Linked DNA regions of Mus musculus: all the other regions are linked to region 4. The links are chromatin loops, found by intact Hi-C in ENCODE. Cell type or tissue: heart. All regions are shown on one strand.

Region 1 (4,000 bases), 470 kb after region 4:
TACCCACTCCTCCCAGCGTTCACATGCTCTTGGAGAGGGAGAGCACTTCTGGCACAGGAAAGTGCTTTGTCTTGGATGCAGCTGGTGGGAGCTAGTGTCCCCAGTTGAGATTAAAAATTTCCAAGGCTAGGAGGCTATTCTTGTGCTCCACTTCAACACACCACAGCATCCCATCCCAGTAGGAGGAGGGAGCAGGCTGGGGAGGTCAGGCTTGCCTTAGCACTTAGAGGCAACTCACCAGCCTGCCAAAGCAAAGGTGCACCCTTCAAAATGCTGGGCCCGCATGCTAAGCTCAGGGGCCCAAAGCTCAGCATTGAGCATGGGCCTCAATGCTCCAGAAAGATGGACACCCTTCTCCTTTACAGCTCTGGACAGCCCTGGCCCTGGAGTGATTGTGGGCTTGGTCAGAGAGGCACTTCAACCAATACTAAGGAGTTCTTTCAGTGTCTATACAGGACTGTTTATGACCGCATGAGGTTCCTCTTTTGTTTTTTTCAGGGCGCCATCAGAGCACCTGTTATTCTTAATCCTGCCCCACAGGTCAGACATCTGTGGCTCACACCCAGGCTGGGAGGGAGGTGGTTCTGGTTTCCACATTCCCAGATTGTTAACAGCTCTGGGTGTGGGAGCAGTAATCTCCATCTTTCTATTTCAAGGGGACACTGCAAGTTTCCTTATCTGCATATTGGGCATATGGAGAGCCACAAGGAAGTGTGCACAATGCATCCACCTTGGTCCTAAAGTAAATTCAATGCTAATAATCTTTGTTGTTTGCTACAGTACCTTCCTTCCATTTTAAGAGCTGCTATCTAGCCACCTTATTTCCCACAGAACTCTCCAGCCTGCTATTTTGTCCTCAACCTAATAACAGAGAGAGGATCAAGGGGTGGGAGAGGATGGATACAGAGGATGGTGTTAGGGCATCTTGAGCTGTCTGTCCCCCATGCATCTATAGGCCAGCATGAGGGCCTCGGGTCATTAGGGCCAGGAGTTTGCTGAAGAGTTCACCCTCTTGTCACCATAGCCTGGCTCTTGGCACGGCTCTACCCTCAGACCAAGCACCGCAAACAGACACTCACGGATCCCTCTTGCTCAGTAGTGTCAGTAGCTCTTGGTGCCTCTCCCTTAACCCTGGTGGCCTTCCTTTTTACTCCTGATGGCTGATCCTGCCTACTTTGGGTCTGACATCTGAGAGGCTTTTAGATTCCAATGGTCTGCGTCCCTGTCTCCAAGTTTTAGCCTTCCCTGAAGCCAATATTCCTGCCAGAGACAGGTGTCCTTTGCTGTTCTTTAGCGAGATCCCAGCGCCCGCCCCTATCAGGCCCCAAGCCTGGTCCTCCACCGAGACTATGGTACCAACTGACTCCGGGCAACAGGTCGTTGCGCACGACATGCATGGGCACGACAAAGCGCCAGGGCGCGTGTCCGCAGCGCATCCTGCCTGGTGTCTCCCGAGACACGGTCCACGTCCTCCTGGCCCCCGCGTAGGCCGGGCAGCAGTCCCACCACACAGTGCTTCCTCTCGGCAACCGGTCCTGCCCGGGCGTCCTCATTGGCCCCACGCCCTGTCACTGGCCATTGGTCCGCGGACTCAATTTACATAGACCGTTCTGGCCCAATCGGCGTGCAATGCCTACTTAACATGCACGATGGCCGCCAGTCAGCGAGCACTGGGGCTGGGCCACCACGTGCTGTTGCTAAGCTTGGGCTTCTAAATTGTTACTACTGGAGCCAGCCTATCCTAGCCAAGCTTCGCATCTGTCAACATTCTCAGCTCTGCCCGAGGCGTTCGGCCAGTCCCTATTGGGCAAGGCTAGACAAGAACCCGCCCCCTAAGCCGGAGCGCCCACACCTATTGGCTGCGTCGACTGCTGCTCGACTTATGTGTCAATTTGAGGGCCTGAGGCAGAGGGTGGCGGCCCAGCGCTGGAGTCCGCGAGTCGGGCTGGTGTGCCGCCAGGCGCGGGGCGTGCGGCGAGCAGAGCCGGCAGGAGCGCGCCGGGCAGCCGCCGCCGCCGCCGTCCCGTGCGCGGGCGGCAGGATGGAGCTGAACTCTCTGCTGCTGCTGTTGGAGGCGGCCGAGTACCTGGAGCGTAGGGACCGAGGTAGCCCGCGCCCCTTTGTGCCAGGGTGGGCGGGCGGCGGGCGGGCGCAGGGGGCCGCTGACCGCACCGTCTGTCCCGCAGAGGCCGAGCACGGCTACGCCTCCGTGCTGCCCTTCGACGGCGACTTCGCAAGGAAGAAAACAAAGACGGCCGGCCTGGTGCGCAAGGCCCCGAACAACAGGTACCGCCCCCAACCCCCACCTCCCACCCCCGCGCGCTGTGCCAAGCCAGCTCGGGTCGGCCCCACCCGAGTGTCCCCGTCCTCTCTGCGTCCCCAGTACAGTCCTGCGCGCACCCGGGCGGCCGGCCTGGAGGAGGTGCCGGCCCCGCCCGCGCGTCGCCATCTTCCCGCGGCCGCGCCTCCCCGCCGCCGTAAACAGTGCCACGCGTACAGCGGCCGCGCTCGCCGAGGGCCGTTCTGGACTTTTCCAGACCGGAGAGGAGTTGTCAGTTGGTGCCGACCGCTACTCCCTAGTTTGGGCCTAATTGGGGACTCCTCCCTCCCTTGCACTTCTCGGAGCTGGCTTTGCTCTTAGACCCAGCACCTTATCCCCAGGAGCCTGGACAGAGACCTCTCTCTGGCTACTTAAGCGTCCTGCGCAGCTTATTGACAAGGAAACTCCAACCACAAGCATAGGGCTGGCTTTGTCGCGAAGAGCTGCAGGGAGCTATTTCTCTCAAAAGTTCCAGGGCTCAACTACACTGTTTGCCTTGGCCTTGTGTTTGGAGGAAGCCCTGAAGCTGAGGTTTAGGTATGGCTAGGACTGCTAAAGGTTCCACCTTCCTGGCTGCAGTGGGATCCAGGGCACACCTGACACTGTCTAGGGGCTAACTTTGGCCCAGCTACTCCTGTGTGGTCAGTCTGAGAGCTTCCTTAGCAGGCTGGGGGCTTCAGGGCCCCTTGGCAGAGGGTGCGGCTCATTCCTGTGGCCTGTCTGTTCTTGGGAAACAGAGAGGCTGGCACAAGGACCCATTTCTGTGGTGTCCTAGGCCTGGCAAAGAACAGGTTGAATTACCAACGGCCTGAGTCCCAGCCCCTGGTCTCTTGCTTTGAACAGTTTGCAGAAGGACTTAAGTGTGTTGGAGGCCTCACTGCCCCAAGCTTCCACAGTGAGATGGCCTGGACCCGGCTTCTGTCTGCCCTAAACCCCAGGTTTGGGAGCTCAGCTTCCTGTGGCATGGAGTACCCACAGCTGATAGGAATGGTAGCATTCCTGAGCTGAGGCCCTTGAATGCTTCTGCCATATACACAAGTAAGAATCTGACCCAGCCTTGTAAATGAAGCCTTATTTTGACCTCCATTTTACAACCGAGGAAGCCAAGGCATAGACAGATTCAGTTACTTGGGTAGGGCTGCTTAACCACCCTGTTCCTGGATGAGGTCCTAGCCTTCCATCTTCTTCTGGGATGGGGAGAACTGGGTGCAAGGGGCAGGGGATGCAAAGGGCCTCTCTGACTGGACTTGGGTGCACCTCCCCTGAAGCTTCCTTGGACAGAGTGTACTCCTTCAAGACCTGAAGCCTTAGGGTGGCAGACACAGCCCTCCCCTCCCCAGTCACTGCTCAGAGGCTATTCTCAGCCAGCTCAGTTGAGAAGCTGGGATTTCAGATGTGGCAGGGCAGTTCTGAACCTTCTGTGTCCTGGCAAAATGAAGGACAGGCCCTGGTATAGCAGGCTAGGGTGAGTGATGGCTAGGTCTCTAATGGCAGTGACTCCATGGGAGGGTGCCTTTAGGGTCAAGTACTTTGAGAATATAAGCAGAAGGGTCAGATCAAGGTGGTGCCCAGGCAGCATCTGACACAACGATGGCCTCTCCTCAGGCACAATACCCCCCCTCCCCCCACGGGATCTCTGGACTCCGAAAGAGTTCCAAGAAAGGCCAACACACATGCTGC
Region 2 (4,000 bases), 390 kb before region 4:
AAAGAAAAAGGCCAAGGAAAGCTCACCCCCACTTTTCTTTTTGTAGCATTGCCTCTGTCATGGGAACACGCCCAGGTGAGTTTGCTAGGTGATGAGATTCATATGGTCCTTCCTCCCCGAGCTCCAGTCAAGAGCCACCCATTCCTGAGGTATAAAAGCCTACAACCCACTGATAACCCCAAAGCCTACACTATGGAGAGTCCAGTTCAACACAGAAAAACCACCCTGCAGAGTCTAGCCCATCCCTAAAAAGCATGAACTAGATAAACGGCGTTGTTTCATGTCTCTGAGCTCTAAGTGCACTTGTGTTCCAGAAAAGACTTTCTGAAATAACCAGCATGGGAGTGGGTGAGCATCAAGACCTATGAATCTCTGGGATTCCTGGAGAGATGAAACCTGAATCCCTGAATCACCATGGGAACCCTAGGGGAACATGAACCTAGCACACAGAAACAGGATGGAATGACCTCACCTGCATACCATGCCTTCAGCTTCGTACCAAGATCAGGCAGCACAGAAACTATTAGGTTAGCTGATATTCTACAAAATAATAACGGTTATAGCAGATTTCTCAATGGTAGAAATGGAAAGCAGGAGCCAGTGGTATAGATTCCAAATGATGACAGAGAATAACTTCAGATTCAGTGTAACAGCTGAAATTCAGCAGTAAAAGAATCCCATTGCCATAGCCAAATGGATCCCTCAAAGCCCATGCATTAGAACCTAATCCTCAAATTCTCATGTTTCTGGTATCTAGAGGTAGAAGGTAATTGGGGCTAAATGAGGTCCCAAGAATAGGGTCCTCTAATGGTATTAGTGGCCTACAAGAAGAGGAGAAAGAGACCTGAGTCAGTGGCTTGCTCTGTCTCACCACGTGTTGTCCGGTTCCATGTTACAATTCTGCACAAGGCCTCAGCAGATGCCCACACCAGTCTCGAACTTCCAGCCTTTGTTCTTTAGAATTAATTAGCTAGTGTTAACTTGACACACACCTAGAGTCAGCTTGGGGAGAGGAAACCTCAAGGAACGGCAACTGAAGAATTTCCCAGATCCACTGGCTCGTGGCCATGTCTGTGAGGCATTTTCCTATTTCCTAATTGATATAGGAGGGCCCAGCCCACAGTGGGCGGTGTCAACCCTAGGAAGATGGGCCTGAGCTGCATGAGAAAGCTCAGCCGAGCAAGCAAGGGAGGCAAGCCAGAAAGCAGACTCCCTCCATGGTTTCCGCTACAGTCTCCTGCCCTGACATCCTACACTGGGCTATCTTAATAATGGACAGCAACTTGGAAAATGAAGTAAATTCTTTCTCTCCCAAGTTGACTTTGGCCAGTGTTTTATCACAGCAATGGAAAGCAATGAGGGAAGCTTGTCTCAATGCTCCGTTATAGTAACAGAAAATGAACTGAAACAGCCACGTACAACTCTGTGATAATACAAGCGAGATCTCCTCAGCTCTTAGTTGATGCAGGGTTCATCCTCACCGTTACCTGGATTTGGAATCACCAAGAAGCTGTACTTCTGGCCGTGTCTGTGAGTCCATTTCCAGAGAAATTTAACTTAGGAAGGAAGACCACTGTGATGACTATTCTTGGTTGTTAACTTGACCACATCTGGAATCAACAAATGGAGGGCACATCTGTGAGGGATTTCTGCTTGGATCCACTTCTAGTCTGGGTCTTGAGGTAGGGAGAAGACACACACCTTTGATCTGGACCTTGAGGCAGGAAGAGCCACCTTTAATCCGGGCCATACCTTTTGCTGGATGCCTAGGCATGGAAGATGGTAGCTTGCTCTTTGCCTGCTTGCCCTCACCTTGCTGGCATGTCCATTCCTTCACTAGCATTAGAGCCCACATCTTCCAGATTCCAGTGTCTACTGAAGACCGGCTGAGACATCCAGCCTTGTGGACTGAGCAACTACTGGATTCTTGGACTTTCCATTCACAGCTGCCCATTGTTGGATTATTTGGACCACAGCCTCTAAATCATTCTAACAAATCCCCTTCCTATAGATGAGATTCATTCTGTAAGTTCTGTTACCCTAGAGAACCCTGACCAATTCAACCACCCAGAGCATGGGCAGACCAGTCTGTGGGCTGAGGCTCTAGACTGATGAGAAAGATGGCTCGGCAGTTAAGAGTGCAGGCTGCTCTCCCAGCAGATCCAGATTAAACTCCAGCATCCACATGGTGGCCAGCAACCATCCTTAACTCAATTCCAGGGGCTCCAATGCCATCTACTGGCCTCTCTGGGCAGGCACCAGGTATGTACATGGTGCAAACACGTATATGTGAGAAAAGACGTACACATTTTTAAAAAAAAGATAACAAAATAAGTACCTAAAAGACGAAAACGGGCTGAGTACCATCATACTATCTGCTTCCTGATTGTGGACACAGGGCAACCAGCTGCCTCAGCTCCCACTACCACACCTTCCTGCCATGAAGGCCTGTGTAGGAATGAACCATCCTTCCATCTCTCCTTGGCTTGATTCTACCAGGCACATCTAAACCTTCCCCTCTTGACTTTAAGTTGACTGTCATGGCTACAAGAAAATAAGACAGTCAATCTAAAGTCTAAATTTTGGAGGACACGGGCTTCAGAAGAAATGACATCCACGACTAGAACTATTTAAAACCATGATTCAGGAGACACTGCTCTAAAGAAAAGTCCAGGCCAAGTAAGATTATCGATAGATCCTACCAGCTTCCTGAGAGCAGAGCGTCCCAATCATGTCTAGCATCTCGGAGAATTTTGAAGAAAAAAAGGAATCCTCTGGAGCTTATTATCTGAGTCTATAGAACAGTCATTTAAAGGACACAGGAAAAGTGATGGGTGGGTTACACACACATAGACACAAATAAATCCAAAGCAGTAAAGCAAGAGAAGCCATGTGTGGCTGCCACATCTCAGTGGGCTGGTACCCTGGTAGGACCAACCAACTTGTGGTCAAGTGTGAGGGGATCAGGGATGGCTCAGTAGTCCCAGGTGGTTATGGAAGGGAGTGTGTTCATATACTTGGAGCCACTCTCCTTGATTTACGGCCTCATTTTCTCCCTGAGTCCAAACAGACTCACCCATCTGTGCATACCTGTACGCTAACTTTCTTTTTCTGTGCTGACTCCAGTCACTCTGGGTTACGGCATTCTAATTGTCACCCAGAAAAACTCAAATCAGCCTACCAGTTCCACTGGCTCTTAGTTGACTTAAAGGTTCCTATTTTGGGGTTCATACAACTGGGGACTTGCTATCCCCACACTTCCATGGAACAAACTGGACCAGTAGATCAACGTCAGCAAGCAGCTGGCCACCTGATTCCTGCTGCCTGGGTAGAACACACCAGTCTTGTCTGGACTACACCACCCAGATTTCTGGCTGCAGTTGTAAACTCTCCAGGACTGAGAGTTGTGGACCTGGCAGAGCCAGGTTCCTTCTGACCAGGAAGAATGCACTGGGAGCAGACTCAGCTGGACCCTCAGTCTCACAGGATGTCATAAGAGTAGGATGAGGCGGTGAGAGTCATCCACAGAGAACCTCCTGGTACTTCAGGTGGTAGAAGCAGAGTTCATGGATGGGTAGTGGGCTGAGCACGTTATGACTTATGGGTGGGCTGGGGCAAAGGTCTCACTCAGAGATAAAGAGACTCTAGTTGGGACATGGCAAGATCCTGCTGCCGTGTGAGGAACAGAACACAGTGGATGAAGCTGCAGAGGGCAGAGCAAGGAGCACCTCAGGTCAACCGAGGAGGACAGACGTGGGGAAAAAGACACTGAACAGGGTGCCATCTGCTGGTCCCACTCAAGCCACGTGGTCAGGAACCGTGGGCTTCCCTTGGTCTCTGTCTCCCAGTCCGAGTGTGCTAGCTTTGGGTACCCACAGGGATGGCTGGCCTCTGCCCTATCCTAACCTCTCTCCCTTAGCTGCCAACTTGCTTTACAGCACCTCTATGCACTTCCTCAACTGGAGATGAATTCTCATGCCAGAGACTTTGGAGACCCTTG
Region 3 (4,000 bases), 290 kb after region 4:
GGTTAAGAGCACAGACTGTGCTTCTGAAGGTCCCGAGTTCAAATCCCAGCAACCACATGGTGGCTCACAACCATCCATAATGAGGTCTGACGCCCTCTTCTGGTGTATCTGAAGACAGCTATAGTGTACTTAGATATAATAAATAAATAAATAAATAAATAAATAAATAAATCTTTTTAAAAAAGAGAGAAAAAAATGCTACCATTTCACCTTTTGGAAGATTCAAAATATTAACTGTCAATTTTCTACCAAACTGATCTATGTTGAGATTTAAGGTGTTTCTATTCAGTCCCATAAAAACTACTTCTAGGTATCAGCACGCTGATTCTGAAATGTATGGAAACAACAACAAAAAACAAACAAACAAAAAAAACAGAATAAAACAAAAATGATTCTCAGAAAAAAGAAAATTATTAATTTTTTTTTTCATCTCTACAACAGTTAAAGCTCTAAGGGCTGGAGACATGGCTCAGTGGTTAAAAACAGTTGCAGCTCTTCCATGGAATCCAGGTTCTGACCTTTGTGGACACCAAGCACACATGAGGGGCACATATTACATAAGAAAATACTCACACACATATAAATTTAAAATAAATCTTTGAAATAGATTTTTTTTTTAAAGTGGTAATAACTGCTGACAAATAAAAGACAAGATTGGAAGAAAATGTCTACAAATCACATGTAAAATCTTGTACACAGCCGGGCGTGGTGGCGCACGCCTTTAATCCCAGCACTCAGGAGGCAGAGGCAGAGGCAGGTGCATTTCTGAGTTCGAGGCCAGCCTGGTCTACAGAGTGAGTTCCAGGACAGCCAGGGCTATACAGAGAAAGCCTGTTTCTGTTTCGAAAAGCAAAACAAACAAACAAACACAAAATTATAAAGAACTTTCTAAACTGGAAAAATAGCAATCCAACCAGAAATGAGCAGTTCTGAGCTGGACAGTGGTGGTGCACCCCCTTAAGCCCAACACTCTGACGGCACAGGCAGGCAGATCTTTAAGCTCAAGGCTAACCTGGACTACAAAGCAAATTCCAGGACAGCCAGGACTACATAATGAGACTTTGTTCTTTCTTAAGTAACAGTGAGTGTCAAGAATAAAGAGTGGGGGAGAGTACAATTGTACAGGGATAACAGGAGTATGTTTCTGATTAATGAAACTGTCCTGTACCTTGACTGACACAGTAACCTCAAGAGACTCACATGCGTTAAAATCAGAGTAATGAGGTTGGAGGCAGAACTGAGCAATAGGTAGTAAGCATGCACAAGGCCCCAAGGTCAATCCTTAGGATCACAAAGCTGGGCACAGTGGTATACTATTACAGTTCTAAGTTCTCAGAGAGGCTAAAGTGAATGATCACTTGAATTCAGGAGTTTGAGACCAACCCAAGCAACAACACAACATCTGTTTCCCAAGACAAAACATAATTTTGCTATACATTAACTTTTTAAAAAATATTTATTTATTTATTACATGTAAGTACACAGTAGCTATCTTCAGACCCTCCAGAAGAGGGCTCCAGATCTCGTTATGGATGGTTGTGAGCCATCATGTGGTTGCTGGGATTTGAACTCAGGACCTTCGGAAGAGCAGTCAATGCTCTTAACTGCTGAGCCATTTCTCCAGCCCCCTATACATTAACTTTTAATAAGCCTACAGCAGCATCACTTAGAAAAACTGATCAGTTGAACCTCAAGTCACATATCTACATACTCAGCAATTCTATTCCCAGAAACATGCCCAATTCAAACAGTGCCCATGCACATCAAAAGGCACAAGCAGAAATGTAAGCTCATTCACATCAGCCTTAAAGCATCTCAATGTCCATCCACATTACATCAGACAGACTGAGGAATTTTCACAGTGTAAAGTGTACATCCTATATAGAACAACAGCAAAAAGCAATCTTACCCTGGAGTCATCACAAATGAAAAGCTGAGCCAAAGCACTGAGGCACAAAACAACCCTTTTTGTATAAAACTCACAAACAAGTGGAAGATATAGCCAAGACAGGTATCACACCTTGAAGTGAATGATGAAGGAGCACAGGGCACTGGAACACTCATGTCATGAAGCACTCTAAAAACCTGCCACAACAGGGCTCTCTGTGATGGCACTTTTTCTAAAGCCTGGATTGTAGTTAATGTAAGCTAAGTTAAACTAGTAATCCTTTAAAGCACCTCAAGTTCTAGATTTTTTTTCAAGCTACTTCCTCAGATCACAAAGCAATGTGAACTACAAGTGTGCCTTCACCTACTACAAAGACCCAAATGAACACCAGACCCTGAATACCCTCTAAGATCAAGAGGCACTTGCATGATGGCCTTAGCCCATTGTTATCTACACTCCTAGTATCAGGATAAAAGGGGATTCATTATTACAAATGCCTATAGTCAGTGACAGGGTTTTTTGGGGGCTTTTTTGTTTTGTTTTGTTTTTTTCCGAGACAGAGTTTCTCTGTGTAGCCCTGGCTGTCCTGGAACTCACTTTGTAGACCAGGCTGGCCTCGAACTCAGAAATCCGCCTGCCTCTGCCTCCTGAGTGCTGGGATTAAAGGCGTGTGCCACCACGCCCAGCTCCAGTGACAGGTTTCTGACTTTAACTTTCAGTTTGAAAACTCCTTTTGACCCCTACCTTAAATGGCATCCTTTTATAAATCTCACACATCATTACAAAAATAACCTTAAATCCCCATTCCAGCCCTGTGTGAATATGTCACATGTAATCTGATATTCCAACAACTAATAACACAGGTCGATTTCCATAATAGAAGGAACCTGGGTTTTGTAAGTATATATGACTAAATGTTAGATAATTATTTTGAAAATACAATTCTCATTATGTAGATAATGTTTGTTTCTGTACCTAATATCAAAATATGTAAGTGCCAAAGGGTGGTAGAAAAACCCTTCACTAGTTTATTTACAAAACAGAAAAACGCTGTTAGTTGTCTCAGGCTTTAATGCCATTCACTTTCTTGGTCCATGAATAACGCTCACTGCAGATTTCAAATTTTGAAAGCTTGAAGCATGTGGGAAAAGGAAAGAATAAGCTTCAGAATGCCCACCATAGTCTTTGTGGACAAGACTTTCCTATGTAAATCCATATGCACACAATATTTTACAAAAACAGCTCTGTGCTATAAACACCTATAATCCTTTCCACTTTAATGTATCATGAACATTATGAAAATCATCTTAAAATAGAAATGCAAAATAATTAGATTTACTCTTGATATGCTTCACCTAACTGTTCACTGAGTGAGTAGTCTAACCATTGCACAAGCTCAAGTCCAAGACCTGAGTCCAAATTTCCCCATTTCACAATTAGAATAAAAAACAAAACAACAACAAAAACATTAGCCCTATTATCTAGAAGCAGAACCCCTAAAAAGACCAGCTCAGCATCCTGAAACACAATGGCCACAATCATACATCACTTACAGACTGCCACTAAACACTGCTTGCAATCTTCCCTACATTTATTTGTTTAATCTTAAGCCTAGGATCTGAGTGCCCAACAAGGAGTACAGGTCTGACACCAAGCACAAAGGAACCTCAGAAACTTAAATCTGTGCAACCTGCACCCTGAGCCTTGGACACCAGAGTTTACTTCTGGACCAACAATTTCACAAGAAGTTACCCATACCCACATTTCCACTAACTAGCTCAGGAGCCACCTCAAATAAGATAGTATAACCTACAGTTCTGTGCCCAGCACTAAGAGCAATGTGGGACTCCCTACTAAGGATAAGGACAGTCCTTCCTGTCCTTTCTTAGTCACCTTCTGGTTTGGTGACCTAGAGAGAGTAGAGGAAGCTCAAGACTTCTCTCTGGGAAGTACAGGTCCAACAGTTACCTGACATTGTTATGCATACCTGTGCTGTGCCATATAAGGCACCCAAAGAGCTTACCATTTTGTATGGAAACTGGATTTTCAGAGTTCTGTGGAGCTGGGTATGATGGTGATGCTTTTAATCCAAGCAATAGGGAGACAGAGGCA
Region 4 (4,000 bases):
TATTCAATTCTGGACACCACTCACTATAAGAAATTTCTGACAATGTTTCTTGTTAGGGCTTCCCATATTGAAAATAGTTATATTGTCCAATTAAGATTCTTCTTCCTGAAAATCACTTGGAACGTAAATGGACTTGTGGGGTTTTTTGTTTGTTTGGTTGGTTGGTTGGTTTTTCGAGACAATGTTTCTCTGTGTCGCCCTGGTTGTCCTGGAACTCACTTTGTAGACCAGGCTGGATTCCAACTCAGAAATCCACCTGCCTCTGCCTCCCGAGTGCTGGGATTAAAGGCGTGTGCCACCATGCGCCACCACTGCCCGGCTAAAATCAATTTTTAAAAGGAACAAAAAGAAAAATCAAAAACATCTGTTACTCACTGGTTTTTCTCAAAGAATATACTTCACATTCTGTGAGGTGAACACACTGAAGCTTCTTAATAGCGTCTACTTCCCATGGAACCTTTGCCTGGGTAATCCTAGAAAGTGTGCAATGCATAACTTTCCATACTCTGTCTTTCAGATTAGCAGCGCTGAGAGTGAGATGGAACTCAATCAGCCCCTTGTGCCTGTTAGGCTAGCGCTACTGTTTCAAAACAACAAAAGTTAGCCCAGGATCACTGACTGACACCCGCTAAGCTGCAGCTCCAATCCAGAATTGGTTCCAGTAGAATCAAAACTCCCTTATTAGACAATAAGGTACCAAGGAATCAGGATTCTCTCCAAGGTTAAAGTTCCTAGGAGGCGCTACCTTCGGGGAGACGGGGAGCCCGGGGTGCACCCACCTAGACGGGCCTTCAGCAACAGATTGTTGGCCACGAAGTTCTCGAGTTCCATGATCGCTGTCCTGCGCCGTCGCTGCCGCGGTTTCCGACGTCGAACTTTTCGGAGTCGAGGCAATGGAGACGGGGAAGGCTGCGGGGAAGGAGATCCTAAACCCGCGGCAGAAGCCTCGGGGCATCCCTTGTCCTTTGAGGAACGCGGCTTCTGGACGGTGGCCCTCCGCGACAGCGACCGTCTCTGTCGCTTCTTCCTCCGCCTCCTCCGGGGTCGCCACAACTGCCAACAGGAGCGCTGCCGTCGTCGCCGTCGCTGTCGCCGTCGCGGTCGCCGCGGAGATGGGACACGGGTAGGCTCGCTACGGGTTCCAGCTCTGTTGCTGTCCCGGCAAGGGGCTTCCGCTATCGGCGCCGGCGCGCGGTAGCTCGAGCTCCTCTCAGCATCATCGCCCAGGCCCAGGGCGCGTAACTCTCTCCTCAGCGCCGGGTCCTGGGCAGCACTCAACCTTCGCCGCGCCCTACCCTACCGAGGAGCTTACAAACTCGAGAGCGGTCTCCAGCGGCGACGGCGACAGCTCCAGCAGCGGCAGCCGCAGCCGCCAGTTAACTCGCAAGACAGCTGGGCCCCGGCTAACGGTTTTCCTCCAGAGGGAGCCCGAGAGCTCCCCTCGGGGCGGCGTCTGAGGATACTGTGGCGGCTCTCGGGACACTACAGATCCCATAAGGCCCAGCGCCAGGAAGTCGAGGAAGTGTGGCCTCCTGGGAGTTGTAGTCTTTAATCCAGTAAACTGTAGTGCCTGTTTAGTGTCATCCAGGACTTGTGTACTTCTCGCGAAATACGGGAAGCTGACGCACTCATCGCGAGACGAAGCTGGGCGTGGTTTTACATCAGCATCCTATGCACGAGTTTCTTGAACTGCTTGGTCTGTACGCACTGTCGTCCAAAGTGTGGCGGAGTGAATGTCATGGGGAAAGCCAAGCGGACTGGGGCGCGGAGGCAGGTCCACAAAGCGCCCGCAGGGGCGTCCGGAGGCCCGGCGAAAACTAACCCAAACCCATTTGAAGTGAAAGTCAACCGGCAGAAGTTCCAGATCCTTGGCAGGAAGACGCGCCACGATGTGGGCCTGCCCGGGGTGTCCCGCGCTCGTGCCATCAGGAAGGTGAGGGGATAGGCTCTACCCAGGTTCTGCGTACTATGCCCAGTGGCTAGTGAAAGCCATTTGGGGAGAAAAAGATTTATTTGGCTTACACTTATATATTTCCATCATTGAGGAAATTAGAGGCAGGAGCTGATGTAGAAGTCATGAGGGGTGCTGCTTACTGGCTTGCTCTCTATAGCTTGCTTAGCCTGCTTTCTTAAAGAACCTAGGACCGCTGCTAGCACATAGGTGGGCCCTCCGCGGTCAATCACTAATTAGTAAAATGCTCTTTGGGCTTGCTTGCAGCCCGGTCTTATGAAAGTATTTTTTTCCAATTGAAATTCCCTTCTTTCTGATGACTATACTTTGTGTCAAGTTTGCCTTAAACTAGCCAGCAAAACGATCAGGACTGAGGCATAACACTGCCTCTCCTTTGCTTGATATCGAATGCGCTTCCTCTGGAAACCCTTCCTCCTTGGGATCTTCCAGGTATACATTCTTCTTGACTCTTCTTGGAGCTTTTAGGGCCTAAGAGTCAATCTCTTCTGAGCTCTGAGCTGCCCTGTACCACTGCTCTGTATGCTTTGACCATGACAGTATTCGTCCCGTGGATAGGGTTTACAGAGTATGCTCTTTGAATGTTTGGAAATTGTCCTTCCTCTGAATTTCATGAGCTTGTCCCTTGGGAAGTCACTGGAATAGTACCTTTTGGGGATAACCTCATAGCTTCCATCCTTGTTCTTATGGCCCCATCTCAAGAGTATATTGTACCTTCCTTTCAAAACCAGTTCAACAAATGGCATTCTCTATGTAACTGCTGACGTTCGTTTGACTTTAAAAAATAAAAGTTTGTGAGTGCCGTTTGTGCTGTGGCTTTAATCTCTGGGGAATCGGAGACAGGTGGATCTCTGAGTTTAAGGGCTTTATGGTGAGACTCAAAACTTCCAGTTGAGTCTCAAAAAATAAATAAAAGAAATGAGTAAGTAAAAGGCAATTCATGGTTACTTTGAGAAAATTAATAGGTTAGACTTATTGGTAATGTTTGTAAAGGGGATAAGTAAGACCTAGCCTTTGCCCTTCACAGCTACAAATCTGTACTTTGTTACAAAGGATCCAGTTTACATGAGATCTTTAGATTGAAGGAAATTTCTTTTTTAAAAAAACTTAATTACTAATTTTATTTTAAATTTAATTTAAATTTTATTTTTAATACATTTATATTATAAATAATAAATAAATAAATAATAACCTCACCACTATGGTATTTGATCACATCTGGGTCTGTCCTTAAAGGGAATCGCATTGTAACTTTGTAAGGAAATTTCTTTTTCTTTTTGCTCTTTCGAGACAGTGTTTCTCTGTGTAGCCCTGGCTGTCTTGGGAACTCACTCTGTAGACCAGGCTGACTTGGAACTCAGAAATCCGCCTGCCTCTGCCTCCCAAGTGCTGGGATCAAAGGTGTGCGCCACCACTGCCCAGCAGGAAATTTCTTTTGAATTGGGTAAAATATCCATACTGCAAGGAGCTGACACTGTCCTGTGTATGTCCTGTATGTGGTTCAATGCATGCATTATAAAAAATACAAATGACTGTCTAATAATTCACCAGTATAAACTATAGGCCAAGGATGGCAGAGAGGACATTTGAAAATAGAATAATGTGGCATCTAACAGAACCACATCAGCTGTTTCTAATTAAGCCTTGAGTTTCATGCAGTATACCTGCCACATGTACTGGTTATTAGCATTAAATAAAGTGGCAAACTGTATTCTTCTCAACTTTACAACCCCTTCTGGTGGCCACCTCAGTGAAGATTATAGAGATTTTATGTGAGAATCATTGATGTGTGATGTGTTTTCCAGAGAACCCAAACTTTACTAAAGGAGTACAAAGAAAGGAACAAGTCCAATGTGTTCGCAGACAAACGCTTTGGGGAGTATAATAGCAACATAAGCCCAGAGGAAAAGATGATGAAGAGATTTGCTCTGGAGCAACAGGTATGGAAAAAGAATGGCAGGGACGTCTTTGCTCTAAACTTTACACAAGGCCCGCCATGGTGAAGGGTGCTTCTCCTTGTTCACCTCTGAG
Region 5 (4,000 bases), 100 kb before region 4:
TTAATCCCAGAGAGAGGAGGCAGAGGCAGGAGGATGGATCTCTCTGAGTTCAGGTCAAGAGTTACATAGTGAGACTCTCAAAAGCAAAAAGAAACTACTTATCTAGAGGATAAGAAGTTTTCTATTCACACTTTTCACCTTATAGAAGGAAATTTTATTCCTATATTTTGTTCTATCAAGTAAGCCACCTTTTCTCCCCAAATCTTTATTTAAAAAAAAAAAAAAAAACAAACTCTCAGGACTGGGAACATAGCTCAATGATATCACCAGAACACTTATTTTCTAAGTGAGTTTTAATGATGACATTCTTTAGTAGGTTGTTCCCAAAAGTTCTCCTTATTAATTATACAAATCCAGATTAGAAATAAAATGCCCAGAGTTGAGAGAAAGGACTGAGCTGCAAGAGAGCACAGGGCTCAACACTCAGCATGGATTTCCAGGAAATGTTTTGAGCGTCTCTTTTCTCTTAGAGCACTGTGACTCATGGTCTCTCTTCTGTTTCAATATTCTCTCCAGTCACAAGCAGCTAGCTTCCAAAGATCTATAAGATGTCAGCAAAGAACTAAACAGGAACTTTTACTGGCACAAAGTCAGAGTCAGAGTGGCCTATGTTCTAAAACAAGCCTGTCTGCAACACTAGTAAAATTCATTCCCCGGTGAAAACTGAGCACCACCAATGTATCCGTTTTATATAGAACAAAAAATCGATAGGCAGTTAAGTATAAGTCGACTCTTTCATATATATGCACACATATAGTTTTTTATTAATAATCACACCTAAGTAACTCACCATGTACTTGACAAATACAACTCATCCAACTGCCTGCAGACACACAGAAGCACACCTCTCTGGCTATGCTTAAAACCTGGTTTAACTACACTACACCACAAACTAAATGAAACGCCAGGAGAGTACGAAGTGCCTCGAGTCACAGGCTGCTTCAAGTGTCACTTGGAAAAAGAATATCCCATTGGATGCGTTCACACTCCCCCGCCCTCAGCACTCCCGCCGAGACCTCCTAAAAGCATTATGTCATCCACTACCCGCACATCTCTCACGCTGTCCTGCACTCCCAGCTCTTAGGCCTGATGAGGAGGTAACCCTAGAGATCTCTGCCTCTCCAAGTTCTCTTCACAACAGTCATGTGCGCCACCGCCCCAGTTTCTCCAGAAGAGAGAAACAAGTTCGTTCCCTAACTTCGCAAACTGGGAACGGCGAAGGCACTGGAGTCGTGACGCCCCTCAGCGAGTCCCTGGCTGGCCTGACCCGGCTCTGTCTCCTCTGAGGGAGGCCAGAGACCCCGCAAGACGAGGGCCCGGGCCGGGAAAGCCTGGCCTCAGGGAGGTACCGCGACCCTCTGGACAGGGAACAGTGTTGGCCATGCCCAGCACGCAGGCCAGGGGCGCGGGGCCCGGGCGGGAGCTGCGGCGCCCGGACTCACGGTCGGTGCAGCGGTTCCTCTGCCGGACCTGGCAGCGGCGGTGGTGGCGGCGGCGGCTGCCCCTGAGGCGGCGGCTGAGGGGGTTGAGGCGGAGGCGGCGGCGGCGGTGGCGGCGGCGCCTGCGGCGGTGGCTGCTGCTGCTGTTGCTGCTGAAACGACTTGAGCGACTCGAAAGCCTTCATCAGCTTTTCCAGGGTTGCCATGACGGCTTCCTGCCCGATGGGACAGACCCTGAAGACTTGGAGCCTACTGGCACTACGCGGCGCCACTTAGCAGCAAGGCAATGAATGGGGCTCTGCGCGGCAGGCAGAAGCGGAACCAAGGCGCTCAGCCATCTTGGGCCCGTCCCGGCAACCCTCGCGGCGAGTGCGTCCCGTGACGTCATGCCGGCGGAGACGAGGCCACGCCAGACCCGCAGAATTGACAGGCGGATGCGTCGTCCTCTTTCCCGAAGTCAGGACGCAGGCCTGCGGGGCCTCTGCTAGTTTAAGACTCTCCGCCCCGCCGATGTGGCCCCGCCCCTTCCCGCAAAAGCCAGCCCCCCTTAGTGAAGAGGGCCAAGCAAGAGGATGAGGTGGGCGGGGCGGGCTGCTAGATGAGGGACGGAGCTGAGCGGAGAGTGGGCTTTAGGGCGGCTCCCTGGCACCAGCGATAGAAAAGAAGTGAGGAGGTGGGCAGAGGAGTTGGGGAGACCCGGAAGGAAGAAAAGGTTGGAAAGGGGAATGACAGCGAAGAAATTTTCCTGCGTAAAGCCACCCTACACCTGGAGTCACCGGGAAAGCGATTGTGGAGCTCGGAACCCGAAACCCAAAGCAGCTCTCTCTTCCACAAGCCAGGTGGTGGCCTGAGCTTCCCGAACGCAGCGTGCTGGGAGCTCCCTGCAATGAGAAGGGAACCAGAGTGACCTGTATTCAGGACCAAAGAACCCTTTATGATCCGTGGACCCCGAAGCCCCAGAAGTGTCTGCAGTAGAGAAGGCTGAGAAAGGGTTTCAAGCAGGCAGCGAAGGCTGAGAAAGGGTTTCAGGCAGGCAGCAGTAGTTACTGTCCAAAGAAAGGCTGTGTTTCATGCAACTTTGGTCACACACTCTACATTGAGACACGGACCCTGGAAAGTGCTGTGGCAACCAGCCAGGACCTACAAGGGGTCTCATTGCCACCAGCGCTGAAGTCCTTGTCTCTAGAGCCTCCATCTCCCAAAGGTGAGCAATTAAAGCAGGAAGCTGAAAATGGTGTGGATACACCCAAGCTGCCCCTGCAGTCTGCCCAGCAAAAAGTGTTGGCTTCAACCGGGCATGGTGGTGCATGCCTTTAATCACAGCACTTGTAGAATGCTTTTTGAGTAGCATGCACGAAGCTCTGAGTTCAATCCCTGCATTTTATAAACCAGGGGTGGTAATCATGTACTCTGCAGGTAGAACGAGGATCAGGAGTTCCAGGTTTTCCTTGGCTTCATAGTGAATTCAAGTCAGCATGGGCTGTATCAGAACTTGTCTCAAAAGAAAAAGGAAAAGGAAAAAGCCAAGCAGTGATAGAACACACCTTTAATCTCAGCAGTCTGGAGGCAGAGGCAGGCAGATCTCTGAGTTATAGGTCAGCCTGTTCTACAAAGTGAGTTCCAGGACAGCCAGAGCTACATAGAAACCCTGTCTCAAACAAACAAACAAAACCGTTCCGGCTTCAGAAAAAGCTGTCTGGAGGTGATCCATGCAGTGAGAAACCCAATGAAGCTTCAGGCTACCTGTAAGAATCAAATGCCCTATTCCATGGCCATAAGGCACTCCATTTTCTCGAAATGGCCAAGTATACAGAAACCAACACTGTTACTGTAGGGGTATAAGCCCGCCGCTGTTAAACTGGGAAGGAGAGCAGAGAAACAGCCTTTAGATTCTATGTCCCCTCTGTTACTAATGGCACTATTAGATGCACAGTGCCAGTGCTAGCTCTCACATGAGGCAGCCTCTAACAGCTGGCCAGGGTTGGTAGTTGCTAGTAGGCAGACTTGGAAGAAGGCCCAGTGAGCCCTGTCTCTTAGCATTCTCTAGGTTATGATGTCCCTGCTCCCAAGTAAGGGCAGCTAGTAACTGACTTCTAACCAATACAAGACAAAGATAATGGGATGTCACACATTTGTTAGGCTACAAATGTAACTTCAGTCTTGCTAACTACCAACTTCTCAGCTTATATACATTGATGAAGAACAATTGGCAAGACTTAACATAAAGAACTACCCATGGCCAACAGTCAAGACAGATATTGGTGGTCCATCAGCCATGTATGAAGTAAACCCTGACAATACCACTAAAGCTCCAAGGTGATTCTTTTGAAGCCAAGTTCTCAGATAAGGCACTGGTACCTAATTGCCCGCTGTGAGAAGTGCTAACAGAGGACCTATGTGAGCTGGGCCCAGATTCTGGAACCACAGAAACTGGATAGTTATAAATATGTTTTGCTAGGCAACTATACTCTGGTAATTTGTTTGGCAACAATAGGTATATTGGTTGGCTTACACTGCTGTATCAGGGTACCACTGCCTGGGAGCTATCAATAGTTGTTTAT

The links. Peaks named below come from ENCODE experiments on the same cell type or tissue, not always from the same donor. Only the 100,000 strongest peaks of a DNase experiment are listed, where the experiment ranks them.
Region 1: a loop joins it to region 4, with 2.2 times the contacts of the local background. A loop is called at or near these places in 2 of 42 quality-filtered maps.
Region 2: it touches region 4 in a loop (4-fold over the local background); 15 of 42 quality-filtered maps call a loop at or near these places.
Region 3: a loop joins it to region 4, with 4 times the contacts of the local background. A loop is called at or near these places in 4 of 42 quality-filtered maps.
Region 5: it touches region 4 in a loop (8-fold over the local background); 15 of 42 quality-filtered maps call a loop at or near these places.

What each region holds. Positions count from the first base shown.
Region 1 is chr5:34,185,615-34,189,614 of GRCm38, reverse strand. It overlaps Mxd4 (Max dimerization protein 4), which reads left to right and starts at 1,905. Exons shown (of 6, transcript NM_010753.2): 1 at 1,905-2,105; 2 at 2,187-2,286. The coding sequence starts at 2,042. In heart, no CTCF peak of the experiment used is centred here; DNase peaks (open chromatin) are centred at 1,764, 2,364, 3,044 and 3,644; H3K4me3 peaks cover 3,157 bases; H3K27ac peaks cover 2,351 bases.
Region 2 is chr5:35,048,981-35,052,980 of GRCm38, reverse strand. No RefSeq gene overlaps it. Among named protein-coding and RNA genes, the nearest start is that of Dok7, 5.8 kb to the left of the region's middle. In heart, CTCF peaks have their summits at 2,250 (motif pointing left) and 3,796 (motif pointing left); no DNase peak of the experiment used is centred here.
Region 3 is chr5:34,372,044-34,376,043 of GRCm38, reverse strand. The region is part of intron 1 of Fam193a (family with sequence homology 193, member A); the gene reads right to left. Among named protein-coding and RNA genes, the nearest start is that of Fam193a, 4.1 kb to the right of the region's middle. In heart, CTCF peaks have their summits at 93 (motif pointing left) and 1,510 (motif pointing right); no DNase peak of the experiment used is centred here.
Region 4 is chr5:34,657,784-34,661,783 of GRCm38, reverse strand. It overlaps Nop14 (NOP14 nucleolar protein), which reads left to right and starts at 1,636. Exons shown (of 18, transcript NM_029278.2): 1 at 1,636-1,933; 2 at 3,775-3,909. The coding sequence starts at 1,739. It overlaps Grk4 (G protein-coupled receptor kinase 4), which reads right to left and starts at 1,405. Exons shown (of 16, transcript NM_019497.2): 1 at 780-1,405. The coding sequence starts at 831. In heart, no CTCF peak of the experiment used is centred here; a DNase peak (open chromatin) is centred at 1,533; H3K4me3 peaks cover 2,787 bases; H3K27ac peaks cover 2,274 bases.
Region 5 is chr5:34,759,552-34,763,551 of GRCm38, reverse strand. It overlaps Htt (huntingtin), which reads right to left and starts at 1,812. Exons shown (of 67, transcript NM_010414.3): 1 at 1,443-1,812. The coding sequence starts at 1,645. In heart, no CTCF peak of the experiment used is centred here; DNase peaks (open chromatin) are centred at 1,291 and 1,921; H3K4me3 peaks cover 2,553 bases; H3K27ac peaks cover 1,882 bases.